Regions from separate parts of the Homo sapiens genome. Here region 2 is linked to region 1. Evidence: read pairs that join two places in POLR2A ChIA-PET (ENCODE). Cell type or tissue: PC-3. All regions are shown on one strand. Each heading gives the region's core, and the rest is flanking DNA. Links, peaks and the distances in the headings are about the cores only.

Region 1 (8,330 bases), core at 101-8,100:
CATTTTGTATGTCAAATTGTTTGTCATGTCGATATGGCTATCTTTTCCTTATCGATATTACTTTTGCTCTCATTTAAGCCTCTACATGGCAGCATAGAGCTGACGAGGGATCCAGGCTCTGCTCGCTCTTCATTCATTCACTCGTTCGTTCCTTCGTTCCACAAATGCTCACTGAGCATCTGCTGAGCACCAGGCACTGGTCTAGGCACTGGGCACTCGGCTGTGAACACAGCAAGACTGGCTTCCCATGGCACTTTCGTCCCAGGGTAGTGGAAGGAAGTGTGAGCCTGTGAGGGCGAGTGGGAATGAGTGTATGTGTGCATAGACATACGCGAGTCAGGGTGTGAGCATTAAGGAATGAGAGTGCATGTGTGGGAAATTGTGGGTGAATGTGTATATGGGTGTGGCTGTGAGAGCATGTAAGTGAATGTGTGTGTGAATGCATGTGTGTGTGTGAATGTGAGTGTGAATGGGTGTATGTGTGTTAACATGTGTGAGTGAATATGAGGGTGGGTGTGGATGTGTGGATGTGTGTGTAAATGCATTGTGTGTGAATGTGTAAATGAGTATGTATGAAGGTGGGTGTGAATGTGTGCATGTGTGTGAAAGAGTATGAGAGTGTGTGACAGTGGGTGAATGTGTATGAAGGTGAGTGTGAATGTGTGTGAATGAGAGTATGTGACTGTGTGTGTGAATGTGTGCATATGAGGGGGGCGTGTGAACGTACGTGTCACTACAGAAGCTCCTCCTCAGGGAATGCGCATGTAGCCTGGACCCGGCTGTCTGAATCTCTGCTTGGTCTGGGAATGGCGCTCTCAGCTCTGTTGCTATCTGCCAGTATTCACGTCACACTTCCTGGCTTTCCTAAGCCCATTCCTGGCCTGGATTCCTTGTGAAGATTCAACTCCGGTCCAGCCTGGGCTTTCTTCAGGCTCCTCTTTTGTGATCTCTTGCTGATGGGTCAGGGGTCTCCTTTGGTTTTCACACACATGCTCTCACAGTCACTCATATACATGTTCACTCACATTCACTTACACACATGCTCTCACAGTCACTCATATACACGTTCACTCACATTCACTCACACACACATGCTCTCACAGTCACTCATATACACGTTCACTCACATTCACTCACACATGCTCTCACAGTCACTCATACACACATTCACTCACACACGCTCTCAGTCACTCATATACACGTTCACTCACATTCACTTACACACGTGCTCTCACAGTCACTCATATACACGTTCACTCACATTCACTCACACACACGCTCTCAGTCACTCATATACACGTTCACTCACATTCACTCACACACACACGCTCTCACAGTCACTCATATACACGTTCACTCACATTCACACACATGCTCTCACAGTCACTCATATACACGTTCACTCACATTCACTTACACACATGCTCTCACAGTCACTCATATACACATTCACTCATTCACTCACACACGCTCTCACAGTCACTCATATACACGTTCACTCACATTCACTCACACACACACGCTCTCACAGTCACTCATATACACGTTCACTCACATTCACTTAGACACATGCTCTCAGTCACTCATATACACGTTCACTCACATTCTCACACACACACGCTCACAGTCACTCATATACACGTTCACTCACATTCACACACACGCTCTCACAGTCACTCATATACACGTTCACTCACATTCACACACACACGCTCTCAGTCACTCATATACACGTTCACTCACATTCACACACACACGCTCTCAGTCACTCATATACACGTTCACTCACATTCACTCACACACGCTCTCACAGTCACTCATACACGTTCACTCACATTCACTTACACACACACGCTCTCACAGTCACTCATATACACGTTCACTCACATTCACTTACATGCTCTCACAGTCACTCATATACACGTTCACTCACATTCACTCACACACACGCTCTCACAGTCACTCATATACACGTTCACTCACATTCACTTAGACACATGCTCTCACAGTCACTCATATACACGTTCACTCACATTCACTCACACACACGCTCTCACAGTCACTCATATACACGTTCACTCACATACACACACGCTCTCACAGTCACTCATATACACGTTCACTCACATTCACTCACACACACACGCTCTCAGTCACTCATATACACGTTCACTCACATTCACACACACGCTCTCAGTCACTCATATACACGTTCACTCACATTCACTCACACACACACGCTCTCACACTCATGCACACATTCACTCACACACACACATGCTCTCACACAATCACCCACAGAGGCACTGGGAGCCACGCTGCCCGTGGGGCCAGGACCAGGACCTGAAGCCAGGTGAGCAGGCCCCCTCTCAGGCAGCGCGGGCCACGGGGCTGCTCTGGGGTGGTGACGTCCGGCGGCCTCAGATCAGCCAGGTCCCGGAGTTAGGGCCGCCTACACCACCCTGTTCAAGTCACACATTTGAAAAACAAAAGAGACCCATCAGCAAGAGGTCACAAAAGAGGAACCAGGACACCAAGAAAAGTCTGCAGGAAGCCAACCTGCTCCTGATGGAGAAAGGCGGAAGCTTTACCAGCTCTAACACCCAAAGAGCGACGGGCTTTTACGCAGCCCGCGGGCCCCAATTCCCTGTTACTTAAGGCAGTTCAGCTTGTCCTGCAGTTCACGGTCAAACATGGGCCATGCTGCCTGGCCGGCCGGGACTACAGTGTCTGTCCTCGGAGTCCCACTCCTGCCTCCGCACTCGGATCAACCCTGCGTTCCCCACCCTCAGCAAAGCTCGAGGCTGCGCGATTTCTCCTCCCCGCTCTTTACCTACACGGTCTCCTTATGATCCAGGGTTCGCCGTGGACCTCTGGGCCGTGCATTCCAGCCTGATTTGGGTTGTTTTTTTGGCTTCTCCCGACCCCTGTGTTAACAAATCACTGCTGTCTCTGATGCTGTGACCTTCGATGCGTTGTTGCAGCTGCGTCACCAGGGTGACATCTGCGGGGGTCGGAGCCAAAGGCCAGCAGACCGTGGACTGAAGGGCGGGCTCACTGGCTGCCCTCCACCTTCCTCACGGCCAGGAAACAAAACGTAGCCCCTTCCCCACAAGGGTTCTGCGAGGTCCCTTCCCATCCACCCGTGTGCCAGGCCCTCCCCACACAGGTCACCCCCAGTCCTGGGCATCAGGGCACTGGCCTGGAGCCCAACTTAGTTCACTGGCTTTTGCCTGGAGGGAGGGAGGGGATGAAGAGAAGGCCAGGCAGAATGCCAAGGGTCTAAGGCGTCCTTCCGGGACTCCCTTAGAGGCTGTGGGGACGTCGCCGTGACACCTCAGCACAGGCCCTACCATCCAGGCTCCGTGTCTCCAGTATGCTGCTGGGAGCTATCAGGGCCACCTGGGCCGCTGAAGACCCGGCCTCAGTCTGTCCTCGGCAGGGCAGTGGCTGGGGTGTGTGTGGTACGGGGATCACCATGGCCCACTCCTCTCTCTCCTCTAGCAGCTGGGGCCAGAGCCAGAGCCAGGGGCGCAGGGCGCTCCCAAGCTCTCCACTCTCTGCTCCTGCCCCACAGAGTCCTCTTGCTGCAGCCGCCCTGGGGTGATTCACATCCTCTGTTCCCCAGGATGACTCAACAGCAAGGTCACAAAGTTGCCTCGGTGCCTGCTGCTGGTGCAGTCATTTACACTGCAGGCATCAGGATGCACGGAAGTGACTTTAAAAGGCTTCCAGTTAAGAAGAAACCCCTCAAAGGCTATCCTCCTTCTGCAGACAATGATGATGAAGTCGGACTCCAGAGCCAGAGCCCGAGCCCAGCCCGCTGCAGCGCAGTCTTTAGTGAATTCGAGGCCGGACTGAGCAGGTCCCGTGAGCAGCGTGGGGAGTGGGGGCTTGGCTGTCTGATGGGGGAGTGACAGCTAACCCCTTGGGTTGCTAAGGGACGAGGGGAGTCACATATTCAACGCAGCCATGGGATGCAGGCGCTGGGGGCCCAAACCCAAGCCTCGGCACTCACACACATCACAAATGCCAATTACTACGTTTTCTCAAGATGACCTGTTAATAAAATCATTCGCAAAAATGTTTACATGCTAAAATAAGTGTGTGTAAATTTAAAAAGACACATGCTTGAGAACATGTTCAGCCTGCCTCATGGCAAGAGAAATGTTATGTTAAAACCACAACGAGGCCGGGTGCGGTGGCTCACACCTGTAATCCCAATACTTTGGGAGGCCCAGGCGGGTGGATCACCTGAGGCCAGGAGTTCGATGGCCAACATGGTGAAACCCCGTCTCTACTAAAAATACAAAAGATTAGCCAGGCATGGTGGCCGGTGTCTGTAATCCCAGCTACTTGGGAGGCTCAGGTGGAAGAATCACTTGAACCTGGGAGGTGGAGGTTGCAGTGAGCTGAGATCGCGCCACTGCACTCCAGCATAAGTGACAGAGTGAGACTGTCTTAAAACAAAACAAAAACAAAACAAAACAAAAAATGTTTAATCTAGCACACTGGGTAAAGAGAAAATAGCTGGGTAAGGCACCACATTAGTGGCAGGGGACCAGCACACTCATATGTGGCTAGTGTGTGAAGGCAATTAGGCGATACCCTCTCAAAATTTAAAGAACATTTAACCTTTCACCCAACAATCCCACTTAGCAATTCCCTTAGCATTCCACTGTGTAGATGTTCAATCTTCCATGAGTATAAATAATGCTGCAATGAACACTCTCAGTACCCGGTATTTCCAACTGCAAATATCCATCAACAGGGACAGGTTAAATACATTATGGAACATCTAAACAGTGGAGCCCAGAAAACTGCAAAAATGAGGGTGCTCTATTTGGATGGAGATGGAAAGATATGGTCAGTATTTTAATACTAGTTTACATTTGTGTGACATGAGGGCACACACACACACACACACACACACCTGAATATGTGTCTGACGAGGGAACTGGGTGGCCCAGGACAGGAGTGGGAGAAAGACTTTCACTGAGAGTCCTTTTGCACCTTTTGAACTTCCTGTCAGGTGCATACATTTTTTAACCAAAAGATAAATTTAAAAAAATGCTACCTGCCTACTTTGCTACTTTGTTAAAACAGGTATTGGTATTTGCTTTCTAACGCCTAGCTGACGTTTTAGGTAATGGCCACGTCCACCTCAAAGCATCAAGAAAAACTCCCTGCCGTCTCCCACTGTAGGACTCATCTGCTGAATTGTTGAGGGTTTAATCTAAACAGAAAAATATATAATTCAGTAACAGTTGGTAAATTAAAGAATGATCACAATGTAATTTTTTGGATAGAGGTCCATCATATTAAAATCCTAAGTAATTTCTTTCTAAAATGCACAATTTTCTTTTGGGAGTGGGGAAAGTAAACACGCTTAAGTTGTGAAACAGGCTGGAAAACAACAAAAATACAACTCTGTATGTCAGAGGCTGTACAGATGCAGACTGAGCTGCATCGCAACTTACAGCTGTAAAAATTACAGTCCAGGCAACACAGCAAGACCCAGCATCTACCGAAAGAAAAGACAATTCGCCGCCCTGTGGTTAGGCTGCATCAGGTGACCACAGGGCCCCTTGCTTCTCGCTCCCCAGCAGGACAAAGCCATTAGTCCTGTCTGGGCATGGGGGGACCGAGCCACACCCCACAGCCTGGGCAGGCTGTGCATATATGAGTGTGTGTCCCTGCTCCCCTGGAGAGCCTCACATCATTCCAGCTCCACGCCCAGCCCACCAAGACCAGGGACCGTGGCAAGTCCATCTTTCTCTAGCTCTGCCTCCTGGGTTCAAGTGATTCTCCTGCCTCAGCCTCCCGAGTAGCTGGAACTACAGGCATGTGCCACCATGGCAGGCTAATTTTTGTATTTTTAGTAGAGACAAGGTTTCAGCATGTTGGCCAGGCTGGTCTCGAACTCCTGACCTCAGGTGATCCACCTGCTTTGGTCTCCCAAAGTGCTGGGAGTACAGGCGTGAGCCACCACACCCAGCCCCTTCCCAACCTTTTAATTTGAATCTATGCCTAATTATTTCCTCCAATTGTTGGGTTCTCAAACAGTAACTAAAACACTATCCCAGAAGGGTGGGACCAAGTGCTTCAGGACAAATTAAAAAACAAAAACTGAGGCCTAGCATGGTGGCTCACACCTATAATCCCAGCACTTTGGGAGGCTGAGGCAGGAGGATTGCTTGAGCCCAGGAGTTGGAGAATAGCCCAGGCGAAACAGCAAGACCCCATCTCTTCAAAAAATTTTTAAAGATTAGCCTGGAGTGGTGGTGCACACCTGTAGTTGCAGCTACTTGAGAGGCTGAGGCAGGACAGCTTGAGCCCAGGAGTTCAAGGCTTCAGTGAGCTGTGATCGCACCACTGCACTCCCGCCTGGGCCACAGAGTGAGACCTTGTCTCTAAATAAAAAAACAAACAAAAACAACAAACTATTAATAAGCTGAGAAAGTCCTATGCAGGAACTCTTTCCCATTTCAGCTAGATAATTTTTACTTTAAAAGGAGGAAAACAGCTCTCTCCTCTCTCCTCTCCCCTCTCCCCTCTCCCCTCTCTCTCCTCTCACCTCTCACCTCTCCTCTCCCCTTTCCACGGTCTCCCTCTCATGCCGAGCCAAAGCTGGACTGTCCTGCTGCCATCTCGGCTCACTGCAACCTCCCTGCCTGATTGTCCTGCCTCAGCCTGCCGAGTGCCTGCGATTGCAGGCGCGCGCCGCCACGCCTGACTGGTTTTCGTATTTTTTTGGTGGAAACGGGGTTTCGCTGTGTTGGCCGGGCTGGTCTCCAGCTCCTAACCGCGAGTGATCCGCCAGCCTCGGCCTCCCGAGGTGCCAGGATTGCAGACGGAGTCTCGTTAACTCAGTGCTCAATGGTGCCCAGGCTGGAGTGCAGTGGCGTGATCTCGGCTCGCTACAACCTCCACCTCCCAGCCGCCTGTCTTGGCCCCCCAAAGTGCGGAGATTGCAGCCTCTGCCGGTCCGCCACCCCGTCTGGGAAGTGAGGAGCGTCTCTGCCTGGCCGCCCATCGTCTGGGACGTGAGGAGCCCCTCTGCCTGGCTGCCCAGTCTGGAAAGTGAGGAGCGTCTCTGCCCGGCCGCCATCCCACCTGGGAAGTGAGGAGCGCCTCTTCCCGGCCGCCATCCCATCTAGGAAGTGAAGAGCATCTCCGCCCGGCCGCCCATCGTCTGAGATGTGGGGAGCGCCTCTGCCCCACCGCCCTGTCTGGGATGTGAGGAGACCCTCCGCCTGGCAGCCGCCCCGTCTGAGAAGTGAGGAGCCCCTCCGCCCGGCTGCCACCCCGTCTGGGAAGTGAGGAGCGTCTCCGTCCGGCAGCCGCCCCGTCCGGGAGGGAGGTGGGGGGGTCAGCCCCCCGCCCGGCCAGCCGCCCCGTCCGGGAGGTGAGGGGCACCTCTGCCTGGCCGCCCCTACTGGGAAGTGAGGAGCCCCTCTGCCCGGCCAGCCGCCCCGTCCGGGAGGGAGGTGGGGGGGTCAGCCCCCCGCCCGGCCAGCCGCCCCGTCCGGGAGGGAGGTGAGGGGGTCAGCCCCCCGCCTGGTCAGCCGTCCCGTCTGGGAGGGAGGTGGGGGTCTCAGCCCCCCGCCCGGCCACCCGCCCCGTCCGGGAGGGAGGTGGGGGGGTCAGCCCCCCGCCTGGCCAGCCGCCCCGTCCGGGAAGGAGGTGGGGGGGGGTCAGCCCCCCGCCCGGCCAGCCGCCCCATCCGGGAGGTGAGGGGCGCCTCTGCCCGGCAGCCCCTACTGGGAAGTGAGGAGCCCCTCTGCCCGGCCACCACCCCGTGTGGGAGGGAGGTGGGGGGGGTCAGCCCCCCGCCCGGCCAGCCGCCCCGTCCGGGAGGGAGGTGGGGGGGTCAGCCCCCCGCCCGGTCAGCCACCCCGTCTGGGAGGTGAGGGGCACCTCCCTCCGGCCACCCCTACTGGGAAGTGAGGAGCCCCTCTGCCCGGCCACCACCCCGTGTGGGAGGGAGGTGGGGGGGTCAGCCCCCCGCCCGGTCAGCCGCCCCGTCCGGGAGGTGAGGGGCACCTCCCTCCGGCCACCCCTACTGGGAAGTGAGGAGCCCCTCTGCCCGGCCACCCCTACTGGGAAGTGAGGAGCCCCTCTGCCCGGCCACCACCCCATCTGGGAGGTGTACCCAACAGCTCATTGAGAACGGGCCATGATGACAATGGCGGTTTTGTGGAATAGAAAAGGGGGCAAGGTGGGGAAAAGATTGAGAAATCGGATGGTTGCGGTGTCTGTGTAGAAAGTAGTAGACATGGGAGACTTTTCATTTTGTTCTGTACTAAGAAAAATTCTTCTGCCTTGGG
Region 2 (8,330 bases), core at 113-8,112, 54 kb after region 1:
GACAGCCCTCAAAAAAAAAAAAAAAAAAAAAAAAAAAACAACAAAAAAGCAAAGTGATTGGGGCCAGGCGCAGTGGCTCACGCCTGTAATCCCAGCACTTTGGGAGGCCAAGGTGGGCAGATCACGAGGTCAGATGTTCGAGACCAGCCTGACCAAGATGGTGAAACCCTGTCTCTACTAAAAATACAAAAATTAGCCAGGTGTGGTGGCGCGTGCCTGTAATCCTAGCTAGTGGGGAGACTGAAGCAGGAGAATCGCTGAAACCCAGGAGGCAGAAGTTGCAAGGAACTGAGATCACACAACTGCACTTCAGCCTGGGTTACAGAGCGAGACTCTGTGTCAAAAAAAAAAAAAAAAAAAGAAAAAGAAAGAAAAAAAGGGAAAGAGAGAAAGAAAGAAAGAAAGAGAGAGAGAGAAAAGTGACCAGTGTGTCTGCCTGTTGATATTGTTCAGTTTTAATAAATGAGACAGCTACTCCTACACAACCAACATGCTCAAAAAATAAAAAAAAAAGCCAGAAGATAGTTGACTTACATTCTTTTTTTTTTTAAAAAAAAAAGAAAAAGTTTAACATACATTGTTGATGACACTGATATACATTCCTTTATGAAAATTAGGAAATGGGATCAAAATCTTCTGTATCCTGGCTGCCTGCCTAGGGGGAGATCTGCCCAGAGCCGGGGTCTTCTCCCAGAAAAGCAGTTCTGGTGCTCCAGGATGTATGCGGTTTCTTCTATGGAGCATAACTGAGGTGACTGGGGCCCGGGAGCGTTTTCCAGGAGGAACGCAGAGGGGCCACAAAACTAAGGTCCAGGAATAGGCCCCTGGAACACCAGCTTTGGTGCACTGGAGCTTCCTGGGAAGCTGCCGGGGAAGCGGTGGCTAAATGTCTCCTTGAGCCACCAGATAAGACATTTTCTGATAGAAACCGGCACTCAGGACAGTGGAGGTGATTGATAAGTATTTGTTAAATGAATGAACTCATAAATGAATGACACCTCAAGTTTGCAGGGGTGAAGCATTTGCCAAAAATAACAATTTTTGTTTTAGAGCCACTAACTATAAAAAAATCCTTTCTTCCTATTGGCGTGAGGATAACAGAGCCGAATGTCTACCGAGGGAGCTGTGTTGAGAGTCAGGGCTGCAGTGTCAGGCAGTTCAGGGTGTGCACTGTCCAACTACGGGGGTATCTTTTACATAGATGACCCTGTGAATGGAGCCCTCTCAAGCTGGGCCCTGGAATCACACCCTTGACTTAAAGGAGGGTGCTTTATTCTATTCTCTCTGACAGGGGAGGTGGGTATCCAGGCTTTCATTCATTCATTAACTGTCTTAGGCCTGGGGATATGACAGTGAATAAGATACCAGCCCAGCCCTGGAGTTATTGTCTAATAGAAAAGATGGATAAGTTGCCAGAAAATGACATTTTAATCTAGGTGATGAGATATTGTAGGATGCTGTGGGAGCTTAAGAGAGGAGTTCCAGCCGGGCGCAGTGGCTCACACCTGTAATCCCAGCATTTTGGGAGGCTGAGGCAGGCGGATCGTGAAATCAGGAGATCGAGACCATCCTGGCTAACACGGTGAAACGCCGTCTCTACTAAAAATACAAAAAATTAGCCAGGCGTGGTGGCAGGTGCCTGTAGTCCCAGCTACTCGGGAGGCTGAGGCAGGACAATGGAGTGAACCTGGGAGGCAGAGCTTGCAGTGAGCCGAGATCACGCCACTGCACTCCAGCCTGGGTGATAGAGCGAGACTCCGTCTCAAAAGAAAAAAAAAAAAAAGAGAGGAGCTCCTAATGCCATCTGAGGCAGGAAGCATGAAGGAAGGGTGGCAGGTTGAGGAAGGCTTTGCAGAAGAAGCTAAATGAGAACTGAAGGATGAATAGAAACTATCCAGGCACCAGTGTGGGTGGGGGAACAGCAGGTGCAAAGGGCCTGTGGTGAGGACACTTTCCAACCATCGAGACATAGTAACAGGTCACGCACGTTGGGGGCCGATCACTGTTCTCAGCACTTTACGGATAACAGCTTACTTTTTCTTCGTAATACGCCTATTCATATTCTAACTCTCCCCAACTTAAGATGAGGACACTGAGGCAGAGAAAGCCGAAATAACCTGCCTAAGGTCAAGTCTGGGAGTCTCCCTCCAGAGCTTGCAGTCTTTTTTCCTTCAAGATATTAATTGTTTTTTACATTTTAAAAGAATACTGAAAATTGCAAGTAAAGTACAGTACAAATAACTTTTTAGAAACTTTTCCTGAGCCGTTGGAGGGTCAGCTGCCGACCTGACATCCCATCATCCCCAAATACTTCAGTGTGTATTTTCTAGACCAAGACTAGCTCCTATATAACCCAAACACAACCATCAAAACCAGGAAGTCAGCTTTGAAATAGTATCACCAATGACCCTCAGACTCCATTCAGCTTTTTGCTATTGTCTGCTATGATGTCCTTTAGAGTAAAAAGACCCAGTCTAGGATCATCATGGCAGCCTGCTGATCAGCTCTTTGCTGTCCTTAAACTGGGAGCAGTTCTTCAGTCTTTGCTTGTTTTTGTTTGTTGGCTGGTTGGTTTGTTTTTGAGACAGAATCTCGCTCTGTTGCCCAGGCTGGAGTGCAGTGGTGCGATCTCACCGCAGCCTCCACCTTCTGAGTTCAAGCAATTCTTGTGCCTCAGCCTCCCGAGTAGCTGGGATTACAGGCATGTGCCACCACATCTGGCTAATTTTTGTACTTGTAGTAGAGACGGGGTTTCACCATGTTGGCCAGGCTGGTCCTGAACTCCTGACCTCAAGTGATCCACTCGCCTCGGCCTCCCACAGTGCTGGGATTATAGGCGTGAGCCACCAAGCAGGACCTTTGCTTGGTTTTGTGACTCTGACACTCGTGAAGATTTCAGACCAATATATTTTGCAGAATGTTTCTCAATTGGGACTTCTCTGGTGTTTTCTAATATTAGATGAAGGGTTTGCATCTTGGGCTGGCTACCTTGTTAGTTTGGCGTGTTTTTGAATTTTGCAGAAATGAAACTGTATTGTACATATCCTTCCTCAATCTCCCCCAAACGTGACTGCAGTTTAGCATGTGCTTGTATGTGCTGGACCCTGTCTACTGTGTTTGCTGGTTTCAGACGCCGCTCCTTTCCTTGTAAATATGAGGTAATTGAGGCTTGAGGAGAGCAAAGATTTATTTACCCGAGGCCACATGCTGCTATAAAGAGGATCCAGGGCTCAACCACTCTGAGTGGTTGTCCCTGAAGGGACCTGGCTGGGCCCTGCTAAGGTCAGAACAGGTGGGGTTTTGAGAGAATTTGAGAGAAACAAGCTTATGGGTCCATCAGTCCCTGCTTTCACCACCTCCCCAGAGCCAGCCCATAAGGTAAACATCTTACATTAAGAATTCAAAAGAATTAGAAAAAGATTTGGCTGCAATATAAGATTGTGACTAACAGAAGAAACAGTTAACTAATATTATCCATAAAGTATTGATAGAACCAATAAAATAGGAGTTTAAGAACCAGAATTAGGCTGGGCACAGTGGCTCACACCTGTAATCCCAGCACTTTGGGAGGCCGAGGTGGGCGGATACCTGAGGTCAGGAGTTCGAGACCAGCCTGGCCAACATGGCGAAACTCCGTCTCTACTAAAAATACGAAAAGTAGCTGGGGATGATGGCAGGTGCCTGTAATCCCAGCTACTTGGGAGGCTGAGGCAGGAGAATTGCTCAATCGCTCAAACCCAGGAGGTGGAGGTTGCAGTGAGCTGAGATGCTGAGATTGTGCCACTGCACTCCAGTCTGGGCGACAGAGCAAGACTCCATCTAAAAAAAAAAAAAAAAAAAAAAAAAAATTAGGTTACTGAAAAGTTACAGTTATAAACAGTCAAGTAAACAAAATAAAAGCGCATAAGAAGGACAATGGCTAAAAAGAAATAGGAAATAAAACAGTAAATCCAAGACCAACCCTGCCCCAGAAGCTTAGGAATTTAAATAGGAAGATAAAAAGAGAATTAAAGGGGGAAAAAAGATTTGGCATTAAGAATTAAAGCCAGAAGTGCTGAATTTTAATAGTGGTAATTATGATAAAGCTAAAACACAAAGGGAGAACATTTAAAAGGTGATTAAAATAGAAAATAAGAAGGAAGGTAAAAGGGCAAAGTAAGGAAGATTGAAAATTAAAAGAATAAGTACGATAAGCTAGAATAACCAAAATAAGGCAAAATAAATCTAAATGGGCAATTTAACAAGGGAGAAGATGTCAAGAGTTTAAAAACTAAAGATGTAATTACAGGTAGAGAAAATCCACAGTTCAAGCTCAGGCCCCCAGAGCCTGTTGTTGCTGTTATTATTATTATTACTACTACTAATAATTATTATTATTTTGAGATGGAGTCTCACTCTGTCTCCCAGGCTGGGGTGCAGTGGCGCAATCTGGACTCACTGCAACCTCTGCCTCCCAGGTTCAAACAATTCTCCTGCCTCAGCCTCCCAAGTAGCTGGGATTACAGGCACCCGCCACCACACCAGGCTAATTTTTGTATTTTTAGTAGAGACAGAGTTTTGCCATGTTAGCCAGGGTGGTCTTGAACTCCTGACCTCAGGTGATCTGCCCGCCTCGGTCTCCCAAAGTGCTGGGATTACAGGTGTCAGCAACCATGCCCAGCTCAGTTATTACTAATATTAATGTTAAATGTGAAAGTAGTCATAAGTCCCAGAGACAGTCCATGTGATCCCATAAGATCTGAGTCACATGCAAGTTTCTGCACCTGTCTGGTCACCTCTGGGTGTGGGCCTCTGCCCAGGAGGGGAGGGAGAGCTGGGACTGTGTCCTCCTCCAGTGTCACACCTAGAACCACCTGCCCTGCAGCCCAGTCATCTCTCCATGGAGAGGTGTGGGATATGCCCCTTCAACTTCTCAAAGGGGAAAAACATTTAGAACTGCTGAAAATAAGATAGAGCTGTCAAAAGTATATGAAATTAGCTGCATAAACTGTGAAACATAAGTCACAGTTATATTTGTTCTGAGACAGTGTAAAAATAGAAACGGTTTCACAGATAGAAAATTCAAACCTCTCTTCAGTCACCGTGTCCAAGTAGCCTGAGATCCTTCCGATGCTCTAGTGTCCTTTGTTTTGCAGAACTAGGAGGCCAGTGATGGGACCTCAGCTAGCACCCAAGCGAGGGATGCCAGAGAGGAAACTAATTTATGATGCTCCATTTGTATTTTTATTGCTGAGGGTACTTGGTCTCCTATATTACTAGGGGAGGTGGAGAAATGGGTTATCACCAAAAGGCAGCCGGGCAGGAAAACCCCTCTGAGGTAGAGATACTGTACTTCTGCTAGAGCTGCACGGAGTGTTCATCTATCCTGGTGACATTGTGACCTCTTTGCAAGAGCCTTGGTCTGCACAGTCCCAGGATACTTCTGGACCAGTCTGCACAGGTGTATCTTCAAGAGGTCAGTGGTTGAGCTCCTAGATCTCAGCTTCTGCCCGGGAGTCGGCATGCATGCATTTACTCATTCATCAATCATTTGCAAGTATTGAGGCCTTCTGGTGTGTTGCACTGTGCCAATTGCTCAGGAAGCAACAAAACTTGGCATGGTCCTATGTTTGAGGAGCTTAATGCTACCTGGGCCACCATGGTCAATGGTAAGAGCTGATGATTCTGCCAACCTCCCGGAAAAGGAGACTGGAACTGGGTGGGCAAGACTGAAGGGTCTCTATACTCAAGCTCCTGTCTTTTTGTATTTTAAAAAACAAGCTTTAAAAAAATAAACATATTAAAAATTAAAGTTTTCATTATGGAAAATTTCAAACATATACTGAAATAGACAGAAAAGTATAATTAATTCCCCCAATATTCATCACCCAGCTTCAAGAGTTCTCATCTCACGGCCAGTCTTTCTTCTCCACTCCCACCCACTCCTCCCCAGGCCTGGATTATTTTGAAGCAAATCCCAGACGTCATATCACTTCATCCAAAATATTTCAGACTGTATTTCTAAAAGATATTGAGGTTAAATATAGGTTAAAAATAACTACAATACCATTAGCATGCCTAAAGAGATTATCAATAATCTCTTAACATGATCAAATATTGGCTCAAACACCCCCTCCCCACAGTGTGTTTTAAAAGAGATTCAGATAGAGTCTGTATAATGCAATCCATTGATATTTCTTCAGTCTCTTTTAATTGCTTCCTTTCTTTCTTGTTTTTCTCTTTGCAGTTTTCCCCTTGAGAAATTGGGGCATTTATCCTGTTTGGATTTTATGACTGTGCCTGCATGGTGTTGTTTAACCTGTTCCTCTCTCCCCGGTGTTTCCTGTAAATTCCTGGTTAGAGCTGCAGGCTTGATTAGAGTCGGGCCACGTTTCTTCAGTTCCTGTTTTACCCAGTGCTTGTCCCTGTGTTTAGACACTCTCACAGAACAACCCAAGCTAGCTTCAATAAACACCTGACAAGCTGCCCCAGGCTTACTGAACATGCAACTTGTACATTTTCATAGAAATACATACAAGGAACAGTGTGGAAATGGGACATTGCCCAGCATCAGCACTTGAAGACTCGCCATGCTGTACATGAGCCATTGGTGGCAATGGGCGATTCCACAGCAATGACCTTTTTTTTTTTTTTTTTAAGACAGAGCTTCACTCTTTTTGCCCTGGCTGGAGTGCAATGGCGCAATCTTGGCTCACCACAACCTCTGTCTCCTGGGTTCAAGTGATTCTCCTGCCTCAGTCTCCCGAGTAGCTGGGATTACAGGCACGCGCCACCATGCCTGGCTAATTTTGTATTTTTAGTAGAGAAGGGGTTTCTCCATGTTGGTCAGGCTGGTCTTGAACTCCCAACCTCAGGTAATCTGCCCGCCTCGGCCTCCCAAAGTGCTGGGATTACAGGCGTGAGCCACCGCCCTGGGTAACAATGGCCATTTTTTAGGTGGATCCATGGATGATAGTCACAATGTTTAACAACCAGGTATGGCACCAACCAGCTACAGCAGAGCTGTTAACACTTAGTGTGGCTGTCCCAGGCTGTCCCTGCTGAGTGTTGGCCTTGGAGGTGACTCCCACGTTTAATGCAGGCTGAGCATTCTTGGAGCGATGCACTTTTGCAATTCCCTCTGGCCATTGCCAGGAACAGAGGAAGGCCAGTGGGCTAATGTTTTAACAAGGCTGATGCTTTCTTAGTTTATCCAGAAAAATGGCCCCACATATTTTAGATGTAGCTTAATTTTGTATGCTAAATATCAACTTATAAAAGCACATATTAAGGTTTTTTTCTTATACATATATTTAGCAATGTGGCACTTTTGTGATATGAAATGATTTCTGGGACTAGAACCCTGATTCATGACCTTGTGCCTGTAGGAATAAAGTCCCAACACAATACCTGAACTTGAGAGGACCCCAAGGGACTGAGTCAGTGACGTACTGGGGGCTTTGGACTTTGCCTCCTGTGGGCAGATTCACAGGAACACCCTCCTTCTCATAGCCGTGATTACCCTGGCCATACCTCACAGGCAGCCTGGAAAGGGGAGGTCATGGGTGTGGAGTCAGAGGCCCTGGGTTCACTGTCTGGCTGTCTCACTAGGTAGCTGTGCAGCCTTAAGGCTAGGCACCAAACTGTATTGAGTCTAGGCCTGGAGCGGTGGCTCATGCCTGTAATCCCAGCACTTTGGGAGGCTGAGGCGGGTGGATCACCTGAGGTCAGAAGTTTGAGACCAGCCTGGCCAACATGGTGAAACCCCATCTCTACTAAAATTACAAAATTAGCCAGACGTGGTGGTGCATGCCTGTAATTCCTGCTACTTAGGAGGCTGAAGCAGGAGAATCACTTGAACCTGGGAGGCAGAGGTTGCAGTGAGCCAAGATCGCGCCACTGCACTCCAGCCTGGACAACAAGAGCAAAGCTCCATCTCAAAAAACAACATGTGGGGATAATGGCCAGAGAATTTAATGAGACAGTGAGTGTAAAGGTGCTTGACATATGTAAGTTGGCTTCCTGTGCCCCTCTTTACAGAACACCTTTCTGCAATGATTGTGCTTTCCTCCTGCCGTGCTGCCCAGCTCACCATGACTCACTGCTGGTTGGTATACCAAAGAGGACTTGCAAAGCAGCCTTGGATGAACTCTGTGAGGATGGGCACTGACTACCAAGAACATCCCATGTCCCACATCAGCACCATCCCACATCTTGAAAACTGAAGAACTGATTCTTGGGTCCATTCTGGGCTTCTGAAGGCTCTAAATCATTAATCTACTGCCTCTAGCCCCCACCGTTCTTATCTCCATTCTCTGCTCTTACCTCACCCAAGTCCCTTTCGGCATTCT

What was found. ChIA-PET counts read pairs that join two places held together with the same protein. Peaks named below come from ENCODE experiments on the same cell type or tissue, not always from the same donor. Only the 100,000 strongest peaks of a DNase experiment are listed, where the experiment ranks them.
Region 2: POLR2A ChIA-PET joins it to region 1 with 12 read pairs; 5 of 35 experiments call an interaction of 5 or more read pairs at or near these places.

The regions. Positions count from the first base shown.
Region 1 is chr2:232,898,529-232,906,858 of GRCh38, forward strand. All of the region lies in intron 5 of NGEF (neuronal guanine nucleotide exchange factor), which reads right to left. Among named protein-coding and RNA genes, the nearest start is that of SNORC, 32 kb to the left of the region's middle. RefSeq lists enhancers at 1,881-2,506, 2,507-3,130, 3,012-4,211, 6,174-6,819, 6,820-7,464. In PC-3, for the core only: no CTCF peak of the experiment used is centred there; DNase peaks (open chromatin) are centred at 3,293 and 3,633; H3K4me3 peaks cover 1,037 bases; H3K27ac peaks cover 2,085 bases.
Region 2 is chr2:232,952,961-232,961,290 of GRCh38, forward strand. The region is part of intron 3 of NGEF (neuronal guanine nucleotide exchange factor); the gene reads right to left. Among named protein-coding and RNA genes, the nearest start is that of NGEF, 56 kb to the right of the region's middle. RefSeq lists enhancers at 5,193-5,282, 6,322-6,371. In PC-3, for the core only: no CTCF peak of the experiment used is centred there; a DNase peak (open chromatin) is centred at 8,071.